Linked DNA regions of Homo sapiens: regions 1, 2, 3, 4, 5 and 7 are each linked to region 6. A link is a loop called in an ENCODE intact Hi-C map of the cell type or tissue named here. Cell type or tissue: A673. All regions are shown on one strand. Links, peaks and the distances in the headings refer to the core of each region. The heading gives the core; the rest is flanking DNA. Region 1 overlaps LINC00907 (long intergenic non-protein coding RNA 907). Region 2 has its middle 290 kb from the start of SYT4. Region 3 overlaps LINC00907 (long intergenic non-protein coding RNA 907). Region 4 overlaps LINC00907 (long intergenic non-protein coding RNA 907). Region 5 has its middle 310 kb from the start of SYT4. Region 6 overlaps PIK3C3 (phosphatidylinositol 3-kinase catalytic subunit type 3). Region 7 has its middle 72 kb from the start of LINC00907.

Evidence for each region. A loop is a pair of places that touch in the nucleus more often than their neighbours do. Peaks named below come from ENCODE experiments on the same cell type or tissue, not always from the same donor. Only the 100,000 strongest peaks of a DNase experiment are listed, where the experiment ranks them.
Region 1: it touches region 6 in a loop (4-fold over the local background); 2 of 110 quality-filtered maps call a loop at or near these places.
Region 2: it touches region 6 in a loop (9-fold over the local background); 31 of 110 quality-filtered maps call a loop at or near these places.
Region 3: a loop joins it to region 6, with 7 times the contacts of the local background. A loop is called at or near these places in 6 of 110 quality-filtered maps.
Region 4: it touches region 6 in a loop (7-fold over the local background); 9 of 110 quality-filtered maps call a loop at or near these places.
Region 5: a loop joins it to region 6, with 4 times the contacts of the local background. A loop is called at or near these places in 15 of 110 quality-filtered maps.
Region 7: it touches region 6 in a loop (6-fold over the local background); 14 of 110 quality-filtered maps call a loop at or near these places.

Annotation. Positions count from the first base shown.
Region 1 is chr18:42,594,033-42,598,694 of GRCh38, reverse strand. The region is part of intron 7 of LINC00907 (long intergenic non-protein coding RNA 907); the gene reads right to left. Among named protein-coding and RNA genes, the nearest start is that of LINC00907, 410 kb to the right of the region's middle. In A673, for the core only: a CTCF peak has its summit at 2,316 (motif pointing left); a DNase peak (open chromatin) is centred at 2,254.
Region 2 is chr18:43,561,827-43,566,488 of GRCh38, reverse strand. No RefSeq gene overlaps it. Among named protein-coding and RNA genes, the nearest start is that of SYT4, 290 kb to the right of the region's middle. In A673, for the core only: a CTCF peak has its summit at 2,473; a DNase peak (open chromatin) is centred at 2,508.
Region 3 is chr18:42,296,313-42,300,974 of GRCh38, reverse strand. All of the region lies in intron 3 of LINC00907 (long intergenic non-protein coding RNA 907), which reads right to left. Among named protein-coding and RNA genes, the nearest start is that of LINC00907, 110 kb to the right of the region's middle. In A673, for the core only: a CTCF peak has its summit at 2,034 (motif pointing left); a DNase peak (open chromatin) is centred at 2,014.
Region 4 is chr18:42,274,428-42,279,089 of GRCh38, reverse strand. The region is part of intron 3 of LINC00907 (long intergenic non-protein coding RNA 907); the gene reads right to left. Among named protein-coding and RNA genes, the nearest start is that of LINC00907, 90 kb to the right of the region's middle. In A673, for the core only: no CTCF peak of the experiment used is centred there; DNase peaks (open chromatin) are centred at 2,809, 2,949, 3,759 and 4,179; H3K27ac peaks cover 3,762 bases.
Region 5 is chr18:43,585,530-43,590,191 of GRCh38, reverse strand. No RefSeq gene overlaps it. Among named protein-coding and RNA genes, the nearest start is that of SYT4, 310 kb to the right of the region's middle. RefSeq lists an enhancer at 1,006-1,645. In A673, for the core only: a CTCF peak has its summit at 2,427 (motif pointing right); a DNase peak (open chromatin) is centred at 2,431; H3K27ac peaks cover 1,345 bases.
Region 6 is chr18:42,050,993-42,054,992 of GRCh38, reverse strand. All of the region lies in intron 21 of PIK3C3 (phosphatidylinositol 3-kinase catalytic subunit type 3), which reads right to left. Among named protein-coding and RNA genes, the nearest start is that of PIK3C3, 98 kb to the right of the region's middle. In A673, for the core only: CTCF peaks have their summits at 1,623 (motif pointing left) and 2,649 (motif pointing left); a DNase peak (open chromatin) is centred at 1,612; H3K27ac peaks cover 1,550 bases.
Region 7 is chr18:42,112,490-42,117,151 of GRCh38, reverse strand. No RefSeq gene overlaps it. Among named protein-coding and RNA genes, the nearest start is that of LINC00907, 72 kb to the left of the region's middle. RefSeq lists an enhancer at 3,188-3,327. In A673, for the core only: a CTCF peak has its summit at 2,641 (motif pointing left); DNase peaks (open chromatin) are centred at 2,631 and 3,021; H3K27ac peaks cover 2,380 bases.

The sequences.
Region 1 (4,662 bases), core at 401-4,400, 540 kb before region 6:
GGCATCAGGAGATTTGATGTCTAGTAAGGGTGGCCCAACTTCCTGATATACTGGAATGGGTGAATGAGCTCCCTTAGATCTTTTTTTATGATAGCAATAATCCCATTAATGGGAGTTCTCTCATCATAACCTAATCACTTCACAAAGCCTTCACCTCCTAATACCACTGCCTAGCACATTTTGATCTTAACATATGAATTTGGAGGAGACACAAATATTCAGACCGTAGTATTGAGAAACACTGTGAGCAAATCTATGTTCACAAATTTAAAAATCTAGATGAAATGGATCAATTCCTTAAAAGTCACAATCTGCTAAAACTTACACAGGAGTCAAAAACTATCTGAATATGTCTATATCTACTAAAGAAAACACGAGGCCCAGATGGGTTCCCTTGTAAATTCTACCAAACACTTAAGGAAGAAATTATACTAATTCTCTGCCATCTCTTTCAGAAGATAGAAGGAGACAAAATACTTTTTTAACTCATTCCATGAGGCCAGTATCACCCAAATATCAAAACCAGACAAAGACATTACAATAACAGAGAACTATAGACCAGCATCTCTAATAAACAATAGATACAGAAAATGCTCAACAAAATATTAGCAAATAAAATTCAACAATGTATAGAATGAAACCAAAACAAGTGGCATTTATCCCAGATAAATCCATCACAACAGGCTAAATAAAAAAAATTCATAATAATGCTAATAGATAAAGAAAAGCAATTAGGTTTTTCTTTTTCTTTTTCTTTTTTTTCCAAATTGGCAGATTAGAGACTTTTAGCATGCCTCAGCCATTTGGAAATAACAAGTGGCTATACTCTGTGAGCTTTACTTCAAGAAGGAAAATGGGAATGTACTGCAATCAAGAAGGACACCTCATGATCCCAGGGAGGAGAATGCTGGCAAACAGCCCCTGTGATGCCGTCTTGCTGATAAAACAGTGAAGCTCCTGTACGTGAGAGAAGCAGAGAGCCTCCCTCTGTGATTCGCCTTTCCACTGGGAACCTGAGCAACCCAGGCCAAGGGAGAGAACTTTGTTTCTCCCAAGCTCTGGAACTAACTTGAGGAGAGGCTTAGAAATGCTCTGATGGAAAGACACTGGAAAAGCTGCTGACATTTTTGCAGACCCAGTACCAAAAGCAGGACATCATTTTTAATCTGGGCATATACAAAGTCAGCCATCCTTTGGCAACCTTTCAGCAGGGCCATTCAGGCATTTTAGTATCATGCAAAAGATTGGAACACCTGCTCTGGAGCGAAGATAAGGGCCTCCACAGCCAGAACTGTGGAAAGCACTTCAACAGTAGTTGCTGTAATTGCGCGCTACCCAGGAGGAGATCTGCTGCAGCTACAGTTTCTCTTGGACAGTGAGACTTGCAACCAGGGCCACCTTGGCAACCTATAATCCATCTGAGTGTGCCATTGCTGTTTGCCCCAGCCTGCTCCCCTGAGGTTGTAGTGCAGCAGGACCCTCTCTGCTCCACCTCCGGGTGGAAGTGCAGGTGTTTAGAGCACCTGCTTGCCTGGACCAACAGCCTGAGCTGCCCCACCCTTCATGGACGTAGATCACAGTGCAGTGGGGGCCTCTCTTCTGCATGCGCAGGCAGATCTCCAGGCATCTGGAGCACCTTCTCACCTGGATTAGGAGTTTAGGCCATCTCCCATCCCTGTGCAGAAAACTTGTGGTTGAGAGGGTTTCCTGGCTCCACACCTAGGCACACTCAGGGTGCTTGGTGCCTACCCACTGGATTTTCTCTTGGCGCTGGTGCTTTTTCCTGCCATTGGTGGACCTGTAGGCAGAACTGCCAGGTCTGGCTCCATCCATCTTGGTCTCCATCTCCTCCCGGGGCTGAGCAGGGAGCTCAAATCACCGTGCACTCTAAGATCAGCTCATTGGCCGGGCGCGATGGCTCACGCCTGTAATCCCAGCACTTTGGGAGGCCGAGGCGGGCAGATCACGAGGTCAGGAGTTTGAGACCAGCCTGCCCAATATGGTGAAACCCCGTCTCTACTGAAAATACAAAAATTAGCTAGGCGTGGTGGCGCATGCCTCTAATCCCAGCTACTCGGGAGGCTGAGGCAGGAGAATCGCTTGAACCAGGGAGGCGGAGGTTGCAGGGAGCCGAGAGATGGTGCTGCTGCACTCCAGCTTGCGCGACAGAGCGAGACTCCGGGGGGGCAGGGGGGACACACAGCTCATTGCCTCAGGCAACAAAGAGCTTCTCCCAATAAACATGGATCAAATATGTACCCAGCCACTTTGGCGCAGCCAGCCGGCTCTTACCCATAAGTGCCATCTACTGGCTTGTAGGTTGAACTGCATAACCCTATATAAAACCTGCCAAAAGAAATGCATGGGTTTATGGAAGCTAACCCAAAAGATCCTACCCAGTATGCTCTACAATTACACCCCCTAAAAAGGGGGGCAAAGGGAAAAGAAAATAATGGGAAAGAAAGAAAAAAATTCTACCTGGAGAAAAATGATTACAAAAATTAAAAGTGCAAGTGTATCCAGATGACAAAGATTCGGCACGAGAATTCCGGCACCATGAAAAATATGAATGAGATACCATCACCAAAGGATTGCACTAGCTCTCCAGCAACAGTTCCTAACCAAAATGGAAACTCAGGAATGACAGATAAAGAATTCAAAGCACGGATTTCAAGGAAGCTCAACAAGCTCAAAAACAAGGTTGAAAATCAACACAAGGAAAATGCTAAAGCAACGCAGAAAATGCAGGAAGAGATAAAATCTTATAAAGAAATCAATCAGAGCTTCCAGAGTTGAAAAACTCACTTAAGGAATTTCAAAATACAATTGAAATACTTTGTTTATAAGTCAAGAAATATGGGATTATGTAAAGTAACCAAACCTATCAATTATTGGCATTCCTGAGAAAGAGGGAGAAAAAGTAAACAACCTGGAAAACATATTTGAGAGAATAATTCAAGAAAATTTCCCTGAACATGCTAGAGAGGTGGACGTATAGATACAAGAAATTCAGAGAACACCTGTGAGATACTACTCAAAACAAAGAGAACCAAGGCATATTGTCACCAGACTCTTCAAGGTCAACACTAAAGAGAAAATCTTAAAGGCAGCTAGAGAAAAAGGTCAGATCATGTACAAAGCCTCATTAGGTTGACAGTGGACTTCACAGCAGAAATCTTAATAGCCAGGAGAAATTGAGGGATTATTTTCAACATTCTTAAAGAAAAGGAATTCTAATCAATAATTTCATATCCTGCCAAACTAAGCTTCATAAGTGAATGAGAAATAAAATATTTTCCAGACAATCAAGCACTAAGGGAAAATTCATTACCACTAGACTAGCATTAAAGAGATCCTTAAGAGAGTTTTAAATATATAAACTAAAGAACAATACCTGTTACCACAAAAGCACACTTAAGTGCATGGCCCAAAGACCCTATAAGGGAACCATATAACAGAAACTACAAAGCAACCAGCCAACAACTTCACAATTGAATCAAAGCCTCATATATCAACTTTGAATGTAAATAGTCTAAGTGCCCCCCTTAAAAGGTACAGAGTGGCAAGTTGAATGAAAAAAACAAGACCCATCTGTCTATAGTCTTCAAGAGACCCATCTCACACATGACACCTATAGGTTCAAGATAAAGGGATGGAGAAGGATTTACAACATAAACAGAAAACAAAACAAACAAACAAAAAAAGAAGGCATCACTATTTTTATTTCAGATTAAATAGACTTTAAACCAACAACAGTAAAAAGAGACAAAGAAGGGCATTACATGCTGATAAAGGAATCAATTCAACAGTAAGACTTAAATACCATAAAGATATATGCACCCAAAATAAGAGTACCCAGATTCACAAAACTGGACCTTCCAGAGTTATGAAAATACTTAGCCACACAATAATAGTGGAGGGCTTCATTCCACTGTCAGCATTAGACAGATCATCACGGCAGAAAACTAATAAAAATATTTTAAACTTAAATTTGACACTTGACCAATAGGACTTAATGGACATCTACAGAATTCTCCATCCATCAACCACAGAATATACATTTTTCTCATCTGCACACAGAACATACTCCAAGATTGACCACATGCTTGGTCATAGGGCAAGCCTCAATAAATTCCAAAATATCAGAACCATAGCAATCACACTTTCAGACCACAGTGGAATAAAAACAGAAATAAATACCAAGAAGATCCCTCAAAACCACACAATTACATGGAAATTAAATGACTTGCTCCTGAAGGACTTTTAGGTAAACAGTGAAATTAAGGCAAAAGGAAAAAAAAACTGAAATGAATGAAGACAGAGACAGAACATACCAAAATCTCTGGGATGCAGCAAAAGCAGTGTTAAGAGGAAGGCTCATAGCATTCAACACCTACCACAAAAGTTAGAAAGATCTCTAATTAATGATCTAACATCACACCTAGAGAAACTAGAAAAACAAGAACAAACTAAGCCCAAAGCTAGCAGAAGAAAATAAATAAAATTAGAGCATAAATAGGCAAGATTGAGACCCAATATTCCATACAAAAAAATCAACAGCCTAAATGTTGGTTTTTTGAAAAAATGAACAAGATTAACTGACCACTAATTAGATTCACAAAGAACAAAAGGGAAGATACATATAAGTGGAATAAAAAATGA
Region 2 (4,662 bases), core at 299-4,298, 1.5 Mb before region 6:
AATAAAATTAGTCTAACAATTGGAGTGCTGGGATTATTAAGTAAAATAAGGGTTACTTGGACCCAAGGCCTGTGATACACCAGCAATTAATCTGATAACCCAGATAGCTATTAAGTGACTAACAGGTGGGTGATGCAGATGCATAAACATGCCGGACAAAGGGATAATAAATGGACACAGTGGGATGGTTGAGATTTCATCAGGATACTCAGAATGGCATACAATTTAAAACTTACAAGTTGTTTATTTCTGGGATTTTCCATTTAATATTTTCAAACCATGGTTGACCTCAGGTAACTGAAACCATGAAGGGAAAGCTGCAGATAAGAGGGGAGCATTGGGCAGTGCAAGGACACCTTTTCTATCCACTCAGATAACCCCACTGTTAAAATTCTTTTCTACTTCATTTGCTCTATAGCCTCCTTATATCTCTCTCCACACACAAACACATATGTATGTCATCATCAATCTTTTGTTTTCAACTGTTTAAAAGCAAGCTGCAGATAGGATATCTCCAACACCCCTAAATGCTTCAGTGCTTATTTCAACCAAATAATGTCTCCTATCTAACTACTATAAACACTTCCAAATCAGAAAATCAATGCTGATATGACACTTTCTTTCTGGTCCAGAATGTCATCTAGGAATACCCATTAACTTAATTGCTGTGTCAATTCAGTCTTCTCCAAACTACATGTTTATTAGTCTTTCTCTGTATTTAATATCCTGGATAGATTTAAAATCTATACATCTTATATTTTGTAGGATGATCCCTAATTGCATCTGTCCAGTGTCACCTCATAATCAGACGCATAACACTTTAAATGATTTTAAAAAATAATTTTGAGGTCTTCTTTATAGCATCATATCAGGGACAGACAATATCTGTCCATCCCACCACTAATGATGTTAACCATAAATGCCTGGTCCCATAATGTCTGCCTCACTGTAAATTCACAATATTTTTGGTAATCAATAAATATTTTTCCAGAGTATGCCAATGCCCTGTTCTTCATTAAACCTTTGCTTATTAGCTTTAGCCTCAATTATTGACTATTACATGAAACAACTAGCAACATGATGAGTGCTAAACTCTGATGTTCAATTTCTTTTTCCCCCTACATTTATTATGGGCATTCTACCACAAGGAAGAGCTTTCCACTCTCACCATCAACTATACATTTATTCATACATTCATTTATATCAGTGTGAACTCATGGATTTCTATTTTACTCAGTGTGGTGCAATCCATCACTATCATTATTTACTTTGATGTTCTAATTGTACCATGTTTGTCCAGAAGGAGTCCCTTCAAGCTGGCTCTTGTGGCCTCTTGACATGTTGCCAATGTTCTTTTAGGATTTACCACAATATGTTGTAGGCCCATCTTATTTTTTTCTTAGAGCCCTTGAATGTAGCATTTCAAAAATATTTATTTAAAGACCCCTGGTGATATTTAGATATCAACATCTGGGTGCTGGGTATGTTCATTTCTAGTGAGATGCCTTCACTTTCATTATTTCTAGGTTTTCTGGAAGATCAAGGAATGTAATATATGAACATATATGTATGCATACATATAAGTATGTATATTCAGAAATTTTCACGTACATAAGTGTGTGTATATATATATACACACACACACATATATACATGCATATATATGTATATGTCTCATATAGGTTAATAACCATAACTCTAATTATATTCTGACAAATCAATGGACATATTTCTTTCTACCCTTTCAGTATTTTGAATTACTTTCTCCAGTTAGAAACTTGGCTTTCACTATCCATAGTGTATTTTTTATACACTTATTTGTTCAATATTATCAGTCTTACAACTGTGCTCCCTTTTCATCTGCTACCTCTGCACCCATCCCCTTTAGCATCTTGTAACCTAAACTGCCAAAGTGCTTTGTGTAGCTTCCTCTACCCTCAAATGCTGTATCCTTGGGTGCTAGTGAGCACACAGCCAGAATGCTTCCATGTGGCATCTCCTAACCTACCCACATCCTTGGCCACTGGTAAGCACATTGTCACTGTGTCTTGGAATATCTCCTCTGTTCACCTCTTATTACTGATCTCCAAGCCCTCAGGCACCTCTCAAACACTCTTCAGTGTGAAGAAAGGAAAAGGAACCTGGGAAGAACAGGGACAATGGAAATAGAGGATTATTCTTGGTTTTTACATGCCCTTCCATTATATCAGACTGTCAGCTGTGACTTTTCCTGTTGTCAATATGCCTATCTCTACCGTATCATCCCCCAACTTCCACACATCTGATATTTCCATCAAATCAGTATAATAAAGATACTTAACCTGTCTGTGCATTTGCTTCCAAATCTGTATTATGGCATAATAATGATGCAGAGTTCATATGGTTGTTGTGGGGGTTATATGTGCTTAAAATAATGACAAAGAGTGAGTGCTGAATAGACACTAACAATTGTTTAATTCCTATTTGGGCCATGTGATGGCACTAGAAGCCCTGTTTTCAGTATTTGGTGGCTGGCAGCAGACATTTCCTGGCAGTCTGTTGGCTCGTGGAAGATTTGACCAGAGAAGAAGATTAGTGTTTCTGAAAACTTTGTTCCTAAAGAAACCGGCTATAGGTCAGGGACACTTTCATTGTGACCAAACAAGATCAGCGCATGAGGTCATGTGAATCACAAATGCTATTCTTCACAAAAGTAAAGTGTGAAAAGTTTCCATGGGCTAAAATGACTGGAAAAAAAGGAACATAATACTTTAAACTCACACCTTTCTTGACCTTTTACTTCCTTTTGCAGCTCAACAAATGTCGTTAATGCTATTTGAGGCTCTTTGTTCTGTGTTACCCATCTTGAATTGTGTTTCATGGACAGGTCTTCTTGAATAAGTTCTCTTTGGCGTGCTGTAATTTTTCTCTCTCCATTTCCTAGAAATGAATGGGAAGCCTATATATACAGACTGACTTAGGAGAATATACTAACTCCTAATCCTTCTGCCATTCTCTGAGTCTGGTGCTATTCGTAGCAAGTGCCACACTATTGCTTCAATGGTGTCAAGCTATCAGTGGAAATGGGAAACAATCTGATCCAGGTGTGAATATGCAGAGCAGAAAATGATGCTAAATTGTGACAGTAGTAACCCAGTTCATCCTAAGGAGCAGATGGAATTGATTATTTACCACCCTTTCAAGAACTTGGTGCTTGATTTACCATTGTTCTAGTGACTATTGTTCACCCTACAGATAACCAGAGAAAAGATTCCTTATAGAACCTACACCGCTTTATTAGTATGTCCCTGGTTGTCACCCTATTGTAACAGGATCATTCTTTCTTCTGAGATAGATGACAGAGCACGAACATCCTCAAATAACATTGACTAACTCCCCCCAGAGTCCTTGACCAGGCCATTTATCTACTGAAATACATTTTTAACACTTTCAAAACAAAGAAATCCAGCATATGGCAGTTAATTTGGATCTTAACAACTCTGTACTTTGAAAAGACAAATGATCAGCAAGCTGTTTCAAACCTTAACCTATAATTTGAGAGGAATAATTTATTATCCAAACAAAACGCCTTTAATTAATCAAAACTTAACATTAAATTCAGAATTAAGTTATGCCACCAAGCCATCTGTTTCCAAGTACACAGAGGCATTCTCTCCTACTGACAAAATACTTTGTCCTATGTAAGTTTGGAAACAGGTGTTTTTTAAAACTTAATTAAGCTCAGACATTGTGTTATTCATTAAACATATCTTAATGACTTTTAATCAAGAGTTGGCTGGCATAAAAAGCTATTTAACATTTTTGTGAAAGAGAAAGGCAACGGATAATTAAGAATATAGCAAAAAAAGAAGTGATCAACTTGTCAGGCACAGAATGACAAAGAAGTGAAAGTTTGTCTTATTGGTAATAATGACAAAATTCACCTGATCTGCCATGAAATCATGATCCAACCTTCCATTATTTAACTTCTAGACTTTTTAAGCTAATTGGAGCTCAGTTATCCAGTAATTTTGAACACACAGAATGCAAATAAGCCTGGGAAAGAAGAAAAGTCTGAATCATTTATGAGTGAACAAAAAGTAGACATCCTAAAGCATGCATCAATAAGCATGCCTCATTGAATAGTTCAAAATTTACTAATGATACTACAAAAATATACCTGCCAATAGGGAAGAAGAGAGAAAATGTTAAATACACAGTCAAACAGAATTTAAAAAATTTGTATATGGCTCTTTCCCTTAGGGAGGTATAGCTTATATATTTCAGGAGCTTCTGAAAGCATTGCTATATTACAAGTGAAGATAAATAATGATTCAGGGATAATGTTACATTATGCCTACTGCCTACAATGCAAGAAGGTAAATAATTATGTGTTGCATCTAATTTTATATAAACTTAAATTTAAAATAATTTAGGTGCATCCCAAATACCTGTTTAGTAGGACAATTTGTTCCCCTAGTATGTTAGGTTTGGAAAATTTTCCTTTACTTTTATGGTCCAAGTTAATTTGGTCCAAGAACTTTAAAAGACACTAATGGTAGACTATGGATACAATTCGATAGACTAGATTCATAATATATTCCATGTCAGCCAATTGGAAGATAATTTTAGGTGAAGGGAAGAGAGGTGAAGGGATCTCTGAGTTTTCTAGAGATCTCTTCC
Region 3 (4,662 bases), core at 369-4,368, 250 kb before region 6:
TTCAATTCCATTCCCATTTTTGGCACGTGCAACCCACAACCAGATATAGAAGCTTTTCTCAAATTATCCCAGTATGTTAAACCTAAATATATATTCTTAGAAGAACTGTGAAATGGATGTTTGGTGACTGAGGAGGGATGGGGAAGTCCCTCCTCTTCTTATCAGCACTAATCAAACCAAATCATCAGAACTACAGCATTAATACTTGTATTCATCAGGATAGGATAAGCTATAATACAAGAACAAACAGCCACAAAATTTCAGTCATTTAACATAAAAATTTTTGTTTTGTTTTGTTTCATTTACAAGATGTTAATGTAGCAACTCTGGGGTCCAAACTAGCAGAAGCTCCAGCATGCTGCATTTCTCTCTATTTAAAATCACACAACTTACCTAGATGAGAAAATGAAAGGTCATACACGAACAACTAAACGTTTAGCCCAGGAAATGACATATAACACCGGGTTTACATCCCATTCCCAGAAGTAATCCCCAGCCCCATTTATGCAAAAGGTACGGGGAAGTTTCATCCTTCCAAACACGACAGTAGGTTTCAAGCTTTAGCTTGCATCCAAATCACCTTGAGTGCTTGTTAAAACAGATTTTGGGGTCTCACCCTCAGAATTTCTGATTCTGATTAGGGCAACTAATAATTTGCTTTTCTGAAAAGCTTTTGGGCCAGACGTGGTGGCTTACACCTGTAATCCCAGCGCTTTGGGAGGCCGAGAGGGGCGGATCACTTGAGGTCAGGCGTTCCAGACCAGCCTGGCCAACATGGTGAAACCCTGTCTCTACTGAAAATACAAAAATTAGCCGGGTGTGGTGGCGGGCGCCTGAAATCCCAGCTACTTGGGAGGCTGAGGAAGGAGAGTCGCTTGAACCTGGGAGGCCGAGGTTACAGTGAGCCAAGATCACGCCACTGCATTCCATCCTGGGTGACAGATCGAGGCTCTGCATCAAAAATAATCATAATAATAAAGGTTTCAGGTGAGGCTGATGCTGCTGTCCTGAGACTTCCCTTTGAGATCCCCTGGTTAGAGCAACAGTTCTCAAGCCCACCTGAACATTTACATCAACTGGACAGCTTGTTTAAAAAAGGTGCACGCCAAGGTCCCACCCCTAAATATTCTGTCTTAATTGGTCATCTAAAAATTCTCCTGTATCACCAGAGTTGCTAGTTCAGAAGAATACAAATTTAACTATGGGTGTAAGATTTCTATCAAAGTGTTCACATTACAGATGAAAAAACAAGTCCAACATCACACAGTAGGCTAGTGACACTTCCAAATCAAGAAACTGAATATCCTGGATCCCAAGTGGTGCCATATCCCTTAATGGGTCAGCACACAGAGCAGGCAGTATTTTAAGACCAATTTACTCCACAAATTTCTTTCCCTCTGCTTAAAATGGTTCGGCCTCTTTCCAGAGGGATGCTGGCTCTCAGTGCAATAGCTGCTGGGCTCAGGGAGGAGAAAGTGGATCCATCTCCAATTCTCCCACGTGGCTGAGAAAGAGCCTAGAAGCAGCTCTCCTCCCTCCCATTCCTCAACTCTGAGCAGCCCTGCCCTGGCTCCCGACCCAGCCTCACCCAGATTTTGCCTCTGCCCCAGGATCTGCGAGCCAAGTGGTTGACCCGGGAAGACAAGCCCACTTACAAAGAAACGTAAAAGAAAATGAACAAAACTGCTGCCAATGTGCCCTTTGGTCCCACATTGACTAAATCCAGGCTGCTAGAAGGCAGCGCGAGAAGAATCTCATTTTAAAAAGCAACTGAGAGAGATAAAACGCAGCTACCCAACCATTTTGGATACTGGTCGTCCTCTGCTCCCATCCCCAACACAAAGGCACAGCGTTCATTCTCCCATCATGAAATTTTACTGAATTCATCAACTCTAAGTAAAAATAAATAAATAAGAGCTGATCTGCCATCCTTTACAGATTTTGAACCGATTTAACAGCCATCTGATAAACACGCCCTGCATAACTAACGGCCTCTGGCCTGGCATCTTCCTGTAAAACTAAGAAACATCGCCATCTGCTGGCCAGGGAGCCCTGGTGCATGGAAATTTCCAATTCCATTGCCTTCAAGCAGCAGTGTCTGCACAGCAATAGGTCCATTAATTCTGCCAAAGGGTTGAAATTCATTGCAAATCATTTAATTTCTTTCACCAAGACAAACTACAAACTACATCATGAAATTTTGTTTAACTTTCTTGTGTTTTATGTATGTGCATGAGCTGGTTAGGGTGGGGAGGCTTTTTGCATGGTTACCTTCCTACTCTTTTTGTTGCCCCTATTTTCTCGAAATTCTCAATGTTGTGAATTTTATAAGTCCATTTAACTAACATTAAGTGAGCTTATTCTACGTGCTAAGTTGTCATACCCAAAGAATCAAACGACAGAGACTGAGGAGGGAGGAATTGGGGAATTGGGCGGAAGTCTCATTCTCACATTCCATATTAACTGGAAACCTGAGGCTCTGTAGTTTTGACTCTCGTACTTTTTTTTTTTTTTTGAGATGTAGTCTTCCTTTGTTGCATAGTGTTGTCTCAAACTCCAGCCTCAAGCCATCCTCCCACCTCAGCATCAAGCAGCTAAACTGCAGGCACATGCCACCGTGGTGGGTTTGACACTCACACATCTTAACAGTGAAACTGTGTTGGACAGAGGTTTTCAGCCCAACCGGGTTATTTAGACTTAAGAATGCCAAAGAAACACACTTTTATGGCCTCTTCCACACTAAATCCTTCTTAGAAAATGGGAAAGAGAGACTCTTGTGACCTAAAAGATGGGGGGTTTGATTGATGATCTGGGTGTTGATTTCTCCTCCTGCCCTTTCCTCTTCCAGTCCTCAGGTGACACCCACCCAAGCCCATCTCCACATTCTTCATCTACTTGCACAATCTTGACTGACATCTCTGATAGCCCAAAGCAAATTGAATAGTGAAGTTTATCTTGCTTTAATGCTTATGCTAGTGGAACTTATTTAAATGTATTTAACATGTACAGAAAAATTAACAGGAAAATAAATCGAGGAAGAAGTGTCAACAAAGAGTGCAAGGTACAGAAACAGGTGCTATTTTTGTATTTGGTGATGAGACCTGGGGGTAAGTGATGGTTGTTGAGCTGATGATGATCGTATTTTCTTTAATACCACGGACCACCTCTTCATCCAGCCTCACTAGCTGTGAAGCAGCTCTGAGGACCATTCTTACAGTTCTTTCCACATCTCTGTCTCCACTCCCCAGACCTTCCTAGTTGAATAGGCCTATAGGACAAGGACCCGCCCCCCTGCCCCCCATCTGTTATGACTGGGAGTGGAGAAATGGGCAATGAAAGAGAATGTGTAGGTGTAATGCCAGGAACTAGAATGATTTCCTGCCAGTGATGAGCTGTCTTGGAGGCAGCTCTGTCTGCTTTGCCATTCAGCACTGACCCACCATAAAGACAAAAGAGGAGGGCTCACTTGGGACATGGAGGTGAAAGTCCAAGCCTGCCCTGGCTCTTATCTATATGTAGGGTTAGCTATTCTACTCTCCAAGAAGAGTCATGTGGAAAAACAATGTTTAAATTCCTAAATGATTGAAGCAAGAAGAAAACACAAAGATGATTGTAAAGTGGACCAAACTGAGATCTCTGGAAGAAAAGTAATTTGCCCAGGGTCTCATAGCACACAAGTGGCACAGGGGAGTCTCTGGTCTCTTAGACAACATTTCTCACAATAAACTGTTCCTTTGTCACAAAATAGAGAGGTGCTTCTAGCCATTGGAAAGTTTTTGACACTGGGATCACCAATCTTGAGAAGTCCTGGACTCTTTTCTATCGCCATATCTTAGTCAATCTCATAATCCCAGGACATCCTTTATCTGAATATCTCTGTACATCAGAGTAAAGCAATTAATATCACATAAAATTTTAGAGATCCAGATTACATATGTATTCTTCAACATTGAGGACAGGAGCAACTGTAACAATGATCACCAAGAAGAAAGTTCAGGGAAATCAGCTACATTCTATAACAAAATGCTGTGTGGTTGAGTGGTTACTGTCCTAGGTTCTGAAAGGAAGATGCTGGAGTTGGAATCCTGGATCTGGCCCTTAAGAGCTGGGAAAATTGCTCAACCTCTTGTAGCATTATAATAAGGATAAAATAAGTTGAATCAAATAATGAAGGCATTTTGAACAATATGTGTGGCACATGGTAAGCAGTCCATCAGTGTTAGCTTTTGTTTTTATTGCTATTATCACTCAGTGAGTGACCAGCTGCCAACCCTGACTTTGAAGGAAAATCATTCTTACTCATCATTCAACATTCATTATACACCAGTCTTCTCTCTACTCTTTTCCAGGATAAAAGAAGAAAAAGTTAAAAAGGGAGAAAATGCCAGAAACTTCCTGAATCTTTTACAAAAAGTTCTAAGGTAAGGGGAAAGCATCCAGGATATGCTTTGCAAATTAACCTAATAGCAAGTATCTCTGCAAAACTTTTGTTGCTTTTTTTTTTTTTCCAAATGACTGTGGTTGTTTTGGCAATAGCTAGAAACATGAGTCAATAACCTCCTATGTGGCTCTCAAGAAATGATATTTAAATCAGAACCACAGCTGCGCAGGAAGGGCACATGAAGTCAAATTGCTTTAATGTTAATGAATACACAGTGTCAT
Region 4 (4,662 bases), core at 390-4,389, 220 kb before region 6:
ACACATGGATTACAGCTTCCATGAAGTTACTAACATACATCTACTCAGCAGGAATATTTGTCAAGTGCACCTTGAAGGGCTTGGGTGCACAGTGGTAAGCAAAAGAAGCACAGTACCTGACCTTAGGAAGTTAAATCATAGCTAGTTCTCATGGAATGAGAAGATTTCGAATATGAAAAGAGTAGGGGAAAGCACTGAGAAATATTGAAAAGGGAAATACTTGGATCAACAGGTTTTTCAATGCTCCTCAAATTATACTATGAAGTCAGAAATGTACTCTCTGTAAAATTAATAGAGCCATCCCTATAAACCATTTATTAAGTATATTTTATGTGCCTGGCAATTTCCTATGTACTTTACTTGGACGATCTCATTTTATTCATAGGATATTAGGTAGATATTTTAATATTATCCCCAGGTAATGAGTAAGCCGTGGATTGACTGACCCCTCCAGGCACCTGCTTAATAACTACAATATACTACCTTATGCTCTAATGAAGGCCTTGGCAGTTTACTCCATTTTTTACCCAAATGTGATGTAGCTCCTTTCAGTCCCCACCCTTGAGAAAGAGCTGACAGCACTGTATGTGCCATGAAAACTTCAAGAATCCTTTTTAATTTTAGATGACTCCTTATCTATGTATCCCCACAAATGTCACTTCCAAATTTCTTCAGGAAGGAATTCCAGGGCTGGTTTGCTTTGCTTCCAACTTAAGGAAACTGGAAAATGCGAAAATACTTAGGGCCAGCATTCTCTTTGTAAAATGCTTTTTTTTTTTTTTGAGATGGAGTCTCACTCTGTCCCCCAGGCTGGAGTGCAGTGGCGCTACTATCTCAGCTCACCACAAGCTCCGCCTCCCGAGTTCACGCCATTCTCCTGCCTCAGCCTCCGGAGTAGCCGGGACTACAAGCGCCCGCCACTACGCCCGGCTAATTTTTTGTATTTTTATTAGAGACAGGGTTTCACCATGTTAGCCAGGTTGATCTCCATCTCCTGACCTTGTGATCCGCCCGCCTCAGCCTCCCAAAGTGCTGGGATTACAGGCATGAGCCACGGCGCCTGGCCTGTAGAATGCTTTTAATCTCAAAGTTCCATGACCACCCTAATTTGTATACTTTACAGTAATTTTTATGTATATATATATATAGTCATTTAAGATAAACAGAGTGAGGTAGATAAATTAAGAATTATAACCATTTGTTAAAAGAGTAACAATCCTCCAAGAAATTAAATGACTTGCCACCAAATCTATGCACAGGTAAGAAGTGGCAAAACCCAGGTTTTCATACCCTGGTCAAGTCCTCTTGCCTCCTACTATTCACCAAGTTAAAGGTCAGCTCATACTAATTGGTGCCTTGGAGTTGCTGCCTAGGGAGTAGATTTTCTCAACTGCTCATTCTATCCCTATCCTCTCCACAAGTTACACCAGGGCCACAAAAGCAATTACTGCTTGAGTAGACTGGAAAACAGCAATTTTAAATGATTAAAAAAGGGAAACATTTTTAAAAATAATTACTATCATTATTTTTTATTTGGGAGGAAGAGAGAGATAAATATATTGTGAATCAACAGAAGCCTTGGCCCATGTTCTCTAAGCCTTATTTATCTGGGAGTTGTTTATCTCCCAGAGTTCTCCCTCAGAGGAAAGAATAATAATTATTGTTTAATTATAGCAGAAGTAAATTTTCTCTTCCAGTTCTAAAGCAGGATGACTCATAGCTCTTCATTTATTAAAAAATAAAATGTCTTTCAGAGAAAAATATTTTTCAAAAGCCAGAGTGTGAAAGGGGCTCAAGACTTCCATCTGGGACGCTCAGTGACAACAGAGCCATTTTCACCTGACATTACTCACCAGTGGGTAATGTTCACACCTGTGCAAAGTGTAGTCAAGAGATGCATTTTCCTACTGGGACCATCCTTCTGCTACTCAGAACTGCATGAGACAAGGAGCACTTTTCTCTTAAGATGTTTCCAGCTGAGCTATCCAATTACTGGGGTGTATCTATCTTCTGAGCAATAGAGGGCCCATCAGAACGTACCTGATTCCACAGTAAATCTCTTGTGTTGTTACTGCTGATGATTTAATTTTTGCTTACTCATCTAGGAACCTGGAACCTGGTCCCACAAACAACATATTCTCAATTTCTAAGCCTAACAGGGTTCCTCAGCCCCAGTTGATCTTCCAGTCCTGCTATCCCTCCCCAAGCTTCATCAGGAAGATTTAAAGTTCAGTCAGACCCACTCGAGATTTCAGTCTCCAGATTCAGTATGAAAAAATCATGGTGATATCACCTGTATTCATTTATAAGGAAATGAGACAAAGACTAAACATAAAAACAGATTAGACAGAGAACCTGATGGTGGATATACTGCTCCCTGACCATCTCATTTGCAGGAATTATTGTTGTTGGTGTATTGTATACTGAACTTTACTATATCCTCTCCTCATTGAAATGCAAACTCTGAGTCTAATGAGACATGTCCCACCTGTCCGGCTGTCAGGCTTCCTGAAAGGCGTGGGAGGAACCCACAGGACAATAAGAGGAAAGCAAATGGGCAGAGTCAGACCTGATATAATAAAACTGCCTTTTAAAATATGGATTCCAGAGCTGGGTGTGGTGGCTGATGCTTATAATCCTAGCACGTTGGGAGGCTGAGGTGGGAAGATCATATGAGGCCAGAAGTTGGAGGCTGCAGTAAGCTATGATCACGATGCCACTGCACTTCATTCTGGATGACAGAGCAAGATGCTGTCAGAGAAAGAAAAGGAGAGAGAGAGAGAGAAAGAGAGAGAGAGGAAGGAAGGAAAAGAGAGAAAGAGAGAGAGGAAGGAAGGACGGAAGGAAGGAAGGAAGGAAGGAAGGAAGGAAGGAAGGAAGGGCCAGCCCAGAATTTTATAGAATCTTTTTTTATGATCCATTAAGAAACAAGGTGGGGCTTTGTGTGTGTGTGTGTGTGCGCGCACGTGTGTGTGTGTGTGTGTAGGCAAGAAAGCCCTTCATGTGGAAGGGCACAAGTAATGATTTTATAGTGCTAGGAAGAAAGGATTTTCAGACCAGCAGAATCAACATGCCATAAAATCTAATCTAATCTAGTACTTTGGAATAAGTATTACCTCAGAATACTAACAATACCACAGCAAACGTAAATTGCTTTCTAATTTTAGAAAGTAAGATAAATATAAACACTCTTATGAAAGGTAATATGTAATGTCATTAACATCTTAGTGTGAATTAATTTAAACAAAGAGAAACAGACATGTGTGAAAGAGTGTGAAGAAAGAGAGGAGTTAGAGAAAGTGCAGCTGCTGGACACAGTTTGACTACATGTACATTTTACCAAGGACATGGCCTGGCCAAAGACATAGGCACCCTCTGCTCCCAAACCAACACCACACACATCTTGCACAGTACATGACACACATCTTTGTTCAAATCCTTACCTAATAATCGAAGTTTTGGTAGCTGAGAGTTTTTTTGCCTGGAAAAAAAATGTTTACAACACTGATCTTGTGATCTGTGGCAGTTCTAATTTTAACAGCATTTTCTGAGAATAGAAAAAATACTCTATTTCATTTTCTCCCTTGACCTACTTTAGCATATTCTGCCCCACTTAATATTTTCTATCCTTCACATTCTCCCTCCTGCATGTTACACAAAGAGATACTGAGCTGGAGAAAATAAGCTGCATTTGTCTTTCTGCCTCTTCCCTAAAGAGGGGTGTAGAAACCTGAATGCATTCATTGATCATGCCTCCTGCTGTGCCCAGCCTGGCCTGCACAGGGTGCCCATCTTACAGAAAATCTCCTGTGAATCAGGAAGACACAGAAAGGAATTTCAAATTACCCACTCTCCACCATTGTCCTTACATTACACATTTTCCTGAGATTACACGTTACATACTTAGATTATAATTACATATCGCCCTTAGATTACAGCTGAGTAATCTAATAAACCAATCTACTGAAATGTGATAAAGTGAGCCAATTATTTCTAAGATGTCTGTCACAGAACAAGCAGCCCTTTATTGCTTACTCACTTATTTTGCTTGTGGCCTAGCAAAGTATCTCTTGTGGACCAGTAGCATTGGTATTACCCGGGAACTTGTTAGAACTACAGACTCTCAGGCTTAGGCTGACCTCATCAGAGCCTACATTTTAACAAGCCCCTCAGGTGATTCATATGTACATTACAGTTTGAGAAGCCTTGGCCAAGTTGCTCATTAAAATCTTGCTGTTCCTGACTGCCTCAGTGAAAAAGTTACTTACCAGAGTATTCCAGGGAGCCACTTAGTGACAAAAGCAAGTTCATCCTACTGTGGGCCCCCATCAGACACATCAGAAGGAGAGAAGTCTGGGTCTTATTATTCTAACTTATGGAGGTTGCTTGATTTCTGACTTGGCAGACAAGCAACCTCTTCAGAGGTCTTCAACTTACCCACCAGGGGTCACCCTAGTTGGTTCATCTGTGAGACCTAGCCTGGATAAACATATGTACTCCCTATCCCTTTACAAATGAAAGTCCAACACTTTGTTATAAAGAAAATTACTTTCCAACTATTAAATAAATGATAGCCACTATTTTTGTTGGCTACTTGTTTTGGGAGAAGGCATTTCAATAGATTGTTGTTCTATACTCCTGAGATTTTTCCTGCTGCTGAGT
Region 5 (4,662 bases), core at 406-4,405, 1.5 Mb before region 6:
CAACTACAGCTACCCAAGTCATGGCTGTGGACCCGGGCCTCCCTGTGCTCTTGAGGGCCTGGAGCAGGCATGAGACCTGCGTCCTGGCTGTAGACCCAGGCATCTTTGCACTCTTGGGGCCAGAAGGGACCCCCATTCCCCTGCAGGCCTGGAGGTGTCTGCTTCCGCTGCCTGGCCTCTCCCCATTCCTGGCACCCACTCTGATCTTGGAGCAAATCTGGGGCCAAGGCCAGAAGCTGTGGCAGCCAGGCCAGGTGTGCACATGCTCGGGCAGAGCTAACATGCCAGCCTCCTGCTGCTTCGGCCCCCTCCAGGCTTTGGGCACAGATGAGCATGGGAGGGAAGCTGATGGGGGAGCTGAGGGCAGCTCAGTGCTGGCCTGCAGGTGCCCCTTGTCGTGAACAGCCTGGGTGCCACGAATGGAGGCAGGAAGCAGACAGGCTCCTGGGTGAAAGAGGGCAGGTCCCAGGTGAAGCTCCACCTTCAAGCCGGGGAGGGCCTGAAGCCTGGGGGCTGGGCTGCTGGTCCCACATACCGGAGTGGGAACTTGTGGTGCTTTCTCTGGGCCCGCCGTGGCCGCCCATGGACCAATCAGCATGCACTTCCTCTCCTCTAGACCCATGAAAAGCCCTGGACTCAGCCAGACCAGAAGAGATGATGTGAAGACCCGCCTGCAGAGAGGAGCTACCCTCTCTGCTAAGAGCTGGACACTCATCAGGACACCCTGATTACAAAGAGGAGCTACCCACTGTGGCTCTCCTCTGAGCTGTTCTATCCCTCAATAAAGTTCCTCTTTGTTTTGCTCATCCTCCACTTGTCTGCCTACATCGTTCTTCCTGGATGCAAGACAAGACTTGGGACCAGCCAAATGGCGGGGCTAAAAGAGCAGTAACACCAATAGGGCTGACACACGCCCCTTGCTCACCACGTTACAGGCTAAGGAGAGAAGCACTACAGCCCTTTAACTCCCTAAGCCAGGGCTGTGACTCCCTTTTTGGAGCCCTGCAGTTCCTGGAGCCTCCAAGCTTCCAGGCACCCCTGTGTTCCCTGGTGCCAGCCATGGAAGCTGCTCTCGGTGAGCCTGGTCCAGCCACAGCCTCATAGGGAGCTGGGTCCTGTTCCAGCAGCTGGTGCTGCCCACCCTGTCAGCACTGGCGTGCCTGGCTGTGCGCAGTGGCTAGACCCCATGCTTGCTCACATTCCCCTGGTCACTCTGTGCCTGGCTTTTCCTTGGCAGGCATAGGATCCAGGCCAATAGCATGAGCCAAATGCAGCCTGCCAGGCTGAGTGGGCAGAAGGAGCCCAGAAGGTCAGAGTAAAATTCAGGCAAAGCTGCCACTGGTCACAGAGGTTTCCAGCTGGTGAAGCGACACACCAAGTATTCCATAACACTTCTGTGTTGTCCCACACTGAAACGGTAAACCGTTGCCCTGAATTTTTCACCCATAGCACAATTAAATTCAAGAATGCAGGTCTCCTATGGCATCAGTAAAATTAAGACCCTTACACAGAGCTATTCTAATTCTTTCCAGTAATTCCTCTACCTAGAAATAAATGCAACTCTGCCATTTAAGACCCAACTAGAAGCCTGATGTAGCTGCCTCACCTGATTATGAATACTGCTCACCATCTCTACTTCTGATGAACTACTTTTCCCAGAAAATCGCAACTCTCTGGATATTTGGTAATATACCAATTTTTGACATACTTGGATCCTGGCTAATGAACCCCTACCACTCCCCACAATCCAGTCTCTTTCTTCAGCCCCAGGTTTTCCTCTGCCTTGTTCCTTCTCAGTTGATGCCATTCCTCTTAGAAAATTTCCACTAGAGTACGGCAAACAACTTCTACACTACTTTGTTTTGATCAACTATATAAATAAAATCTTCATTTCAAATAACAAAAACCATAAGAAGTAACCCAAATTTATTCATAGATTTCATGGTATTCCCTTTCCTTTGTTTATGCTTCTTATTTATTTCTCCTAACTACATCTTGTCTTAATTTAACTAAGCTCCCTGAGAGGAAGGTGAAAATAATGTCAGAAAGCATTTTACAGGGAAGAAAGAAGCCTGTGTTCTACTCATAGATCCACCACTAACTTCTTGGCTGGATATCATAAGTTTGCATTAGATACTTTTCATTTCCCTTAACAGTTCTGGAATTTTCTGATTTTATATGAATGACTAGAGAAGACAGGAAATGAGGAAAGTGATTTTTTCCCCTAAGAAATGGGGAATTAGGAAGTATGAAAGGTATAACAAATCCCTGTCTAGCTGATGGTAGTACTGCTCAGTGGTGAGGTTCAGATGAATGACATCATGTCATCACATGCACTGTATGAATAGAATAAACCATGCATTACCTCAGTGTATTGGGATATGCCACTGATTTTGTTGAAGGTAGTTTTGTTTCTGGCTGTACTTTTCTTGATAGCCACCAGGTGGCATACGGATTTGATTTCCTGAAATGTAGACAGGCCTACATCTTGGAAAAAACATGCTGTAGCAGAGCTTTTCCAGGTTCACTCAAACAATAAAGCCTTATTTTAAGAATTACATAGAAAATTCTACTAGCTCAACTATCAGAGAAAATGGGCTAATCTCTGTGATATATTTATATATAAAAACCTGTCAAATATGAGTCATTAATATGCAAGAGCAGAAAAGACATTAGAGCATAGAGAATAAAAAATATAAAAATAAAATGTTAGTGGAAGAGAGACAGAAGGAAGATGACACAAACAGAAAAAGAGAAAAGGAATATAGAAAAAAGGAAGTTGAAGAAAGAATGGAGAAATGTAAGCAAAGAGAAATAAATGTAAGCAAAGAGAAATAATGAGAAAGGGAAATGGGGGAAAGAAAAAAACAACAGCATTGAGAATTCCACAGAGGAAGACTAAAGAGATAATAATCTTCCAGAGAAAAAGAAAGGGAGAGAGACTCAGTAAGTTTTGGGGTGACTTATAGAGATTAATTAATCTTATTCTTGCTATCACAGTATTTCTTTTGTTTTACAAATCTTTAAAAGTTTTGCATATAATTAGGTACATACTTAAACTGGCAAAATATTAGCTCCATCAAATGAGTAGATGGATCACTTGACTTATTTATAGCCCAAGTTGAGGCAAGAAAGAAGGATACATTCAGAGGCTTCTTTTTTTTTTTTTTTTTTGAGACGGAGTCTCGCTCTGTCGCCCAGGCCGGACTGCGGACTGCAGTGGCGCAGTCTCGGCTCACTGCAAGCTCCGCTTCCCGGGTTCACGCCATTCTCCTGCCTCAGCCTCCCCAGTAGCTGGGACTACAGGCGCCCGCCACCGCGCCCGGCTAATTTTTTTTTGTATTTTTAGTAGAGACGGGGTTTCACCTTGTTAGCCAGGATGGTCTCGATCTCCTGACCTCATGATCCACCCGCCTCGGCCTCCCAAAGTGCTGGGATTACAGGCGTGAGCCACCGCAGAGGCTTCTTGTATTGAGGCTCAAATGGCCTCTTTAGAAAAAATGACTTTAAATGATATAAACATTTTCACACCATGCCTCTAAAACATTGTTAGGCAAAAAGAATATGGCCTCCCACCACTAACCAACCTCCAGGTCTGACAATGACATCTCCATGACTCAGTCAAATGTAACACTTTATAAGAAATCAAAGTGGTGATGGAGCTCCCTGATTCATACAAGTTTGGTCAGAAATTGAAAAATCAGAGCTTTGGTTAGAAGAATGACTTCAAATAGCTCTCCAGCTAATTTCTCTCTATAGCCATGAGTAATAAAGCTAGAATCAGATATAATCTCTAAATCAGAAGAGCATAGTTCTATGTCATGAAATTCAGTAGAAATGGGCGCATCTTGGACTCTAGTGGAATTTGTTAAAAGGATTGGTCAGTAACAATAGAATGATCCATTAGTGTGAAACCTGAACTCGAAGTTAAAATAGATTTTTAGAATAAAGCAAAGTCAAATAAGTAGAAAAATTTTGACTGGAGGTTGTTATGCATTACATGCTTATATCCCCCAGAAGTTTAATATGTTGAAATCCTAATCCCCAATAGGATGATATTAGGAGGTTGGGCCTTTGAGAGACAATTAGGTCATGAGGGTGAAGTCTTCATGATGAGATTAGTGCCCTCCTTACAAGAGACAAGAGAGCTTGCTCTCCCTCTCTTTCCTCTTCACCATGTGAGGATACAAGAAAACATTAAGTAACCTTTCAACCAGAAAAAAGGTCTTCACCAGACAGTGGACCTGCCAGCACCTTAATCTTCTACTTTCCAGCCCCTAGAATTATGAAAAGTAAATGTTTGTTGTTTAAGTCAACTAATCTAAAGTAATTTGTTGCAGTAGCCTGAAAAAAAATGGCTTTAAGGCAGTAGAAAAGACAATCAACTCAAACCAGCTCAAGAAAAAAAAAATGAAAATATATTTATATATTAGTAGATACAACCAAAAAATTCAAGGATGAAATTGGCTTCAGTTCAGTTGAGTCTAGTTGTTCAAATGAGATTATAAGAGCTCTGCCTCTTTATCTCCCACTTCTAAATATTTCTGCTTGGTCCATTTGCTCCTGGATTCAGGGATAAAATTATGTCACCTGGGTTTCTTTCCCCGTCTCTCTCTCTTTCTCTCTCTCTCCACATAAGTTCTGCCTGACTTTATGCTAATT
Region 6 (4,000 bases), core at 1-4,000:
ACTATTTTCTTCTCTCTAATAGTATGAGTCCAAATAAGAACTACATAAGTTTAAAAAAAAAAAGGCATTATTCATCTCATGGTGGTAAAACAAACAAGCAAAGAAAACCTAATAGCCCTTAAGGAATGTTTATTATGTGCTCAATACCAAGCAAAAGTCTACTTATCTCATTCAAACCTCACAGCACCACTAGGAGAGAGGTTCTATTATTATTTACAGATTCAGAAGAAGAGACTGAGTTACTGGCATATTATGTAACTTACCCAAAGTCACCCAATGGGGGAGGGGCAAAATAAATGCAAAAATTTGCCTTTAGAGCCAAACAAATTAGCCACTCTGAAAGACTGTTTCTTGGTCTAAAAAATAATCATTTTCACATAAAATTAAAGAATAATACAGAAAATCAGGATAGAAGCTGTGATGTTAATACTGACTGTCAACTTGACTGGATTGAAGGATACAAAGTATTGATCCTGGGTGTGTCTGTGAGGGTGCTGCCAAAGGAGATTAATATTTGAGTCAGTGGGTTGGGAAAGGCAGACCTTTAATCTAGATGGGCACAAACTAATCAGCTGCCAGGGCAGCTAGGATAAAAGCAGACAGAAAAATGTGAAAAGAGAGACTTGCCCAGCCTCCCAGCCTACATCTTTCTCTCGTGCTGAATGTTTCCTACCCTCGAACATCCGACTCCAAGTTCTTCAGTTTTGGAACTCAGACTGGCTCTCCTTGCTCCTCAGCCTGCAGACAGCCTATAATGGGACCTTGTGAATGTATGAGTTAATACTTAATAAATTCCCCTTTATATATATATATATATATATATATATATATATATATATATATATATATATATATATATATATATACCATTAGTTCTGTCCCTCTAGAGAACCCTGTATTACAGGAGCTATATTGAAAGAAAATGTCCAATTAAGATAAAAATAAGAATAACCATTTTTCTTTATGTTGAGCTTTCTGAGAAAAGTTTCAAAGTGTATTACTCTAAAGTGGCAAGGCAGACAGAAAAGCTACTACCTCTCTCACAAATGGCAACTCAAGATCAGGAGGGCCATCCTTAGGACTCACAATGAACTTTCCATTTAGTACAGATACCAGTTCCCTCTTTACTTTTGTGAACATTTTTCAGTTATTTACAAATGAATTTCAAATACTGATTGCATTAAAAAGTATACCATAAGCAGTGAACATATTTTTCAGTTATACTGCCTTCCCCTCTTTCCTCAAACTCCCAAAAATAAAAACAAAAAAATTAACCTTTCTCCAAAGAGCTGGGATAAACTCAAACCATGTTTCATTTGAATCCTGTCACAACTGATCGCCCTAAGTAAGCTTTTTAAAGCTTCTCCTAAGGACAATGATTCTTGGGAAAAAATCTATTATTTTTCAACTCCACACCACAGCCTAGCTTTGTAATTTCTTGTCCAAAGAATTCTATAGTAATAATGAAAAAAGAATTCAATAGTAATGCACTAATAAGTAAAATATCATTCACCCCAAACTTGTTTCAAGAAAACAGCGTTATAATTAATCACATGACAATACACTGACAATACAATCGCTACACTTTTACATTTATGGTGGATACACAGCGCCCTCTGCTGTGCAAGCTGAGTAAACTTCAACCAAGCTAGAAGTATTCAAAAACAAAGCATGGGCCAAAAAAAGGTCTGGGAAATCCATAATTGAGACTAATATTTTGCATTTGAGAACATTACTCTTGTATAGATTTTGACATTCTCTATATGCAGCGAATCATTTTCTTTCACATGCCCAGAGTTCTTAGCTGGATCATTTTCTATTTCATCTATATTTACAGGGTAGAATAGTTTGTCTGGTTTAAGTCCCCAAAAAATATCAGTGAAATGAAATCTGCGTGGCTCCTTCTTCTGCTCCATCCCCCATATCAAAGAACTGGACACAGATGAAACAGTGGAAGTCTGATTGAAATTCAAAACCACTTTAATCTAAAGCAGAATCTTAGACTCTAAACCTGCTTGGGCTGGCAAAGGAGTACAGAAAACAAAGGTATTGTATTTTGCAGAATAAGAAAAATGTTACTTGATTATTAAAAAATGCTCCATCAGCCATTGAAAGATTGGACAGTTATGTAAGAGAACCCAAAGTTTTCAATTTGAAGGCATAATAAACTCAAAATATACAATGGACAAGTCTTCATGACAGTCGAGGCATTTTTTAAACTAAAAACATTGGAATATATTTCCTGCACTGAACCACATTCAAAATTCACTTTGAACTATACAAAGTCTATTTATAACATATATGAAATGTAACTTAAAACCACTTTGAAATACAAACTCTCAGTAAAAATGACTAGAGACACAAACTTTTTAAAATTATTATAAATTGTTAGAACTTGAAGAATGCATTATACTTCTATTTGTCTTGACATACTCAGTCTCTCCTTATAGAATCTAATTTCATCCAAACCAAAACTAAAAACTTGAAAACATGTATCCAGTAAGAAAGATATAAAATGCTAACTGCATAATGTAACTGGATGAAATAATTACAGAGCAGTTAAGAAAAAATGAACTGCTGTTTTAATAGGAAAAAAATGTGCATCTTACTTATGCACGTTTTAGGGTAAAATCTTGGTTTTGAAAAAGCAAATCTGGAGCACCCTCTAGTGGAAAACTGTTAACAAAAGCTTAAAGCTTCTGTTTCTGAAATTTAATTCAATTTCCATTAAACAAGTAACTGAGACCTGGGCCAAAAAAGTGTATTACGCAGATTCTTCCTTCCAGTTTCACTCTTAAATACCCCCATCAAAACACACATACGCACACACACAAATACACACAAGGGCACTTTTCAAAGTATAACAGAAAAAGGTTTTTTACACTGTCTGATTGTTTATCAATTTCCAAAAAAAGAATCAAGTAGAACTTGTGAATATAAAATTACAGATGTAATACTACCTTTTTTTCCACTGGCAAATTCTTTTTTATTTATTTTATTTTTTATTTTATTATTATTATTATACTTTAAGTTTTAGGGTACATGTGCACAACGTGCAGGTTTGTTACATATGTATACATGTGCCATGTTGGTGTGCTGCACCCATTAACTCGTCATTTAGCATTATTTTTATATTAAAGAATTCCATTGTAGTTGTAAATGATTACAATCTGGAAAAAAATGGAATCATTTTGGTTGCTTGATTCTTGTGGTTAAAAGATTCAACCAATAAAAAAGAGCTAATGAAAATAACACATGAAAACTTCCAAATTACAATTCTCTCCAAATACACCATAATGTTTTATAAATATCCTCTGCTAAATGAGCAAATCAGCCAAGAATCTGCATGACACTCTGATTATATTCTTTTGGTCTTGGTTATTAAGGAGATTGACTGGCTTTGACACAGACATGACATCACCCATGCAAGTTCTAACAGATGATTTTTCATATGTAATAATTAAAAACTGAATATATGACATTCCAAATTATAAATTAATAGGACCATTATATTAATAGATTATTCTTGATGTATTATGTTAAATTATTATTATCACAATTTGGAGAAATACAAACAAAACAGAAAATGTTTTGAGAGACCAATTTAAAGAGTAACGTAAACATCTGCTTTCTGCAGAAAGCGGAAGAAACTTGAATTATTTAGCCCAGACAGGTTCATGGAAGAGCAGAAGTATTTATTCATCATTAATTCAACACTGATTTATTGAACACTTTAGCTAGGTGGTGTTCAAGGTCCAGAGGCATGGGGGTAACCCCAATGGACAAAGGTTCCTGCTCTCATGGAACTTGCATCCTGAAGGGGAGAAGATGATGATAAGAACTCAACAAGCTCTAGGAGAGCAAGGATTTCTGTCTCTTCTGTTAACTTTGGTATTCCCAGCATCTACTAGCTGTTCAATAAATAGTTGTTGAATTAAACAAAAAAGGTAACTTCAGCTAGTGATAAGTGCTATAAACAATACAGTAATAAGTAGAGAGC
Region 7 (4,662 bases), core at 382-4,381, 62 kb before region 6:
TTTCTGACATCAATATATGTGGAGAATTAGAAAGATCCCCAGTAATAACGTTCTTGTAGAGAATACGAGCTGTAAAAAAAATCCTTGTCTGCTCATAATCCGTAGTCATCAAATAGAATCATGCAATATTCAAGCTACAAGCAATCTTAGAAATAACCCAACTCAAGTTATTGTATTTACACATAAGAAAATTGACGCTGAGAGAGGAAACTGTCTTCCTTTATCTTGAAGCAGAGCCTGACTTGAAATCCAGAGGTTTCTTACAAATGAAGAGGTTACAGGAAAAGATCTTTTTCTATGTCAAATGAGTCAAATGTTCCCATTAGCTTTAAAATAGGTCTTAAGAAACAAGTCCTTTAAAGAGAATTAAAAGACAAGCCATAGACTGGGAGAAAATATTTGTAAAGATATATCTATTAAAGGACATGTACTCCAAATATACGAAGAACTCTTAAAACTCAACAATAAGAAAACAAATAACCCAATTTAAAAATGGGCAGAAGATGTGTACAGACGCCTCACCAAAGAAGACATACAGATGGCAAATGAGCATTTGCAAACATATTCAACATCTTATGTCATTAGGGAATTACAAATTAAAACAACAACGAGATACCTCTGCATACCTATTAGAATGGCTAAAATCCAGAACACTGTCAATACCAAATGCTAGTGAGGATATGGAACAACAGGAACTCTCATTCATTGCTGTTAGGAATGCAAAATCATAGTCACTTTGACAGTTTGGCAGTTTCTTATAAAACTAAACATTCTCTTACCTACCCAGCATATCTCTTTCCTATTACTTACACTATCCAGCAATCATGCTCCTAAATATTTATCAAAGTGAGTTGAAAACTTGTGTCCATATAATAGTTATAGTAGCTTTCTTCATAGGTGCGAAAAATTAGAAGCAAACTTCATAGCAATTCACCAAATGAATTGATAAACTATGGTACATTCATGCAATGGAGTATTATTCAGCAATTTTTAAATAAGAGCCAGCAGACATGAAAGGCATGGAGGAATCTTACACATATTGCTGAGTGAAAGAAGCCGGTCTGAAGAGGATAACTACTCTGTGATCCCAATAATACAACATTCAGGAAAAGGCAAAACTATAGAGCCAGTAAAAAGGCCAGTGATTCCCAAGGTCTGGGGGCTGCAAGAAGGTGGAATGCGTTCTATTGATGGAGCACAGGGAACATTTAGGACAGTGAAACTATTCTGTATGATGCTATAATGGTGAATATATGACACTATACATTTTCAAAAATATAGAACTGTATAACACAAAGAGTAAACCTTAAACTATCAACTTTAGTTAACAATAATGTGCATCAATATTGCTTCATCAATTTTAACAAATATTGATATAGTTTGGTTGTGCCCCAACTGAATCTCATCTCAAATTGCAGCTCCCATAATCCCCACATGTTGTGGGGGAGACCCAGCAGGACGTCACTGAATCCTGGGGGCAGGTTTTCCTGTGCTGTTCTTGTGATAGTGAATAAGTCTCACAAGACCTGATGGTTTTATAAAGGTCAGTTCCCCTGCATGCATTCTCTTGCCGCCACCATGTAAGATGTGTCTTTGCTTCTCTTTTGCCTTCTGCCATGATTAGGAGGTCTCCGCAGCCATGTGGAACTGTGAGTCCATTAAACCTCTTTTTCTTTATAAATTACCCAGTCTAGGGTATGTCTTTATTAGCAACATGAGAACTGAGTAATACAAATGTACAACACAAATGTAAGATGTTAACAATGAGGAAACTTGGGGGAGAAGGATAAAAAGCTCTCTTTCTGTGTAATTTTTTTGTAAACCTAAAACTACTCTAAAAAATAAGTCTATTAAATAGAAAACACAAGGTTATTTTGAAAAGCAAGTCTCAACAGTACCAGGACAGAAATACTTAATATGCAAACTGTCAACAAACAGGTAGCAGCACAGTAACATATATTAAACCCAACACATGGCTGATATTTTTTATATTATAAACTTAACAGGGTTGCTTTTAAAGAATATTTAGAATAGAATGAGCATATTAACTGAACACAGAGAAACTAGAATTTTACATATTATTACATTGTTCCTCGTACAACTGCAAATCAGGGGGAATGAAGTTTCAAGACAGTATTTTTCCTTGGGATTTATTCTGAGTGATTCTTGTTATCTAGACCGTATCCAAATGGTATGATTTTCTTTCAACAGTATTATTTTAAGTCCTTATCTTTGTTTCTGTAAGTCCATATTTTGTATGAGACGTAGGATTTCTTTTCTTGATGCCCATATCCATTTTAATCATGTAAATTAAAGTATAAAATACAACCCAATCTTCAGAAATTTACTTTATAAATACTGCCTCCAAAACACCATCCTCTATAAAAAGAGCAGCTTATTCCAGAAACACCCTGTTCAGATACGCATTATGATACTAACCACATTAAATTATAGTGGAATGGAGAGAAGTTATGGAAAATCTTAGAACATATAATGTAGCTTTCTTCTTTTAGTTATTTCAGGGGAAAAACAAAAAAACAAAAAACGTTTCAGGCTTCTGTGCTGAGAAACAAGCCCTAGACAGTTGGCCGGACCACCCAAGCCTCTAGCTTAGTGAGCACCGCCATCTAGTGGAAGGATTTTGTTTCTGGTTTCAGTTTTACCAACAATTAGCTGAATGGCTTCTGGGAAGACATTTAAACTGCCATCAGCGGCCTCGTGCATGAAATTGGAGATAATAGTGCCTATTCTGTCTACTTTCTTAGCTACAGGGGTGAAAAATATGAAGTACTGAAAACCCTCAGGGTCTTTATTATTAGTTCATAGCTGCACTTGAAAGATGAAAGCTAATTTTTACTCTAACAAAGCAGAATTCTCTAGGCCCTGAGAATTCAGATAAGTTTTGGCTGAAAGTTATTGGTTTTCTCTCCTTCTAGGATTGTGGCACATATAAACCTAATTAGTGCATCTGAAAGTTTATGAAGTGACTGGTTAGAGTCCAATAACCTTTATTGCATGTGGCCCACATAAGCCAATTATAAAGGAAAATTATGGGCACCGTTCTGATGCAATCATGGGTAAACCACAGAAGAGGCCACAAACAGAACTTCATTCTCAGTGAAAAAACACAGATAACCAGACTTGGACTTCGAGGCTTGGCAACAAGGTCAGGTCTGGGATTCTATGGCGATTGATGTGCCCTGTCTGAGGCTTTCTCTAGCCTCTGGGCCTCCTTTGTCTCCTCCTCCCTCATTCATGTTAAAGGCCATGATTGGAAGCCTTGAACAGATATGCAAAGCGTTCCTTAAATGTAGACAATTGAAATACAAATGTTCCTCCCATGCACTATTAATTATTTTACAGCTTTCCCCAAGCACACTGTGTATATATAGCAGCTTAAATGGTGACTAAAAAATGTGAAGAGAATTTTTTTTCTCAGTTTTTCTGTTTCTGCTTCTCACTTCCCCATTCCATTTGTACTCATTCCTCCCCCTCCAAGTATTTGAAGAAGGTAAATATATTTCAAGAAGGCAAAATTGCATCAAAGACACACTTTGCTTTTTTTCGTAGTTGAGATTGGCAACAGTCTACACCCATGTAACCCTGGTTAAGCTGCCTTAACACTTGGGCAGAAGTTTCTTTATCTGTAAAACAGAGATAGGCAGGCACTAAGTCATGAAAAGCTTCAGTGTGCCTAGCACATAGTAAGTGCTCAATGGCAAATATTTTTAAAAGTTGGGGAGGGAGAAACCTTAAAAACATTAAGTCTGGCAAGTTTACCAGTAAAAGAAAGTGAGCTCAATCTAGAAACGTTCATCTGTATTCTCAAAGGAGAGAAATTCTGGAGGATGTTACCAAAGAACTCTTGATTCTATGTGGTTTGGCTGTGTCCCCACCTAAATCTCATCTTGAACTGTAGCTCCCATAACCCCACATGTCGTCAGAGGAACCCGGTGGGAGGTAACTGAATAATGGCAGCGGGTTTCTCCCATGCTGTTCTCGTGATAGTGAATAAGTCTTATGAAATCCAATGGTTTTATAAAGGGCAGCTCCCCTGCACACGTGCTCTTGCCTGCCACCATATAAGGCATGCCTTTGCTTCTCCTTCGCCTTCTGCCATGATTGTGAGGCCTCCCCAGCCACGTGGAACTGTGAGCCCATTAAATATCTTTTTCTTTATAAATTGCCCAGTCTTGGGTATTTCTTCATAGCAGTATGACAATGGACTAATACAGCAATGTATTGACTTTTGTCACTGAGCCGTTGTAAAACAAACAGCACTTAATATACAGTAGGCTTTTAGCGGATATTATTTCATCAACAAAGAATGTGTATGTCATTTGCAGTGAGACAATTCTCTATGGCTCTTTCTTGTTTCTGCATATCTTAGAAACAGAGGCCCAACTCCCTTTGTTCTTGACTGTCTTCCTAAATATGTTTGTATAGCTAACAGCCTTAGAAGATCACTCCCTCCAGAGCCAAAGGCAGGTTTATTTGTTATCGGGGAAAATTCAGCCCCCAATATTTCAATGTAGGTTCTTTTCTCTTTCCCTAAGTGTCAGCCGGTTTGAGAAATAAAGGGAAAGAGTACAAAAGAGAGAAATTTTAAAGCTGGGTGTCCTGGGGAGACATCACATGTTGGCAGGTTCCATAATGCCCCCT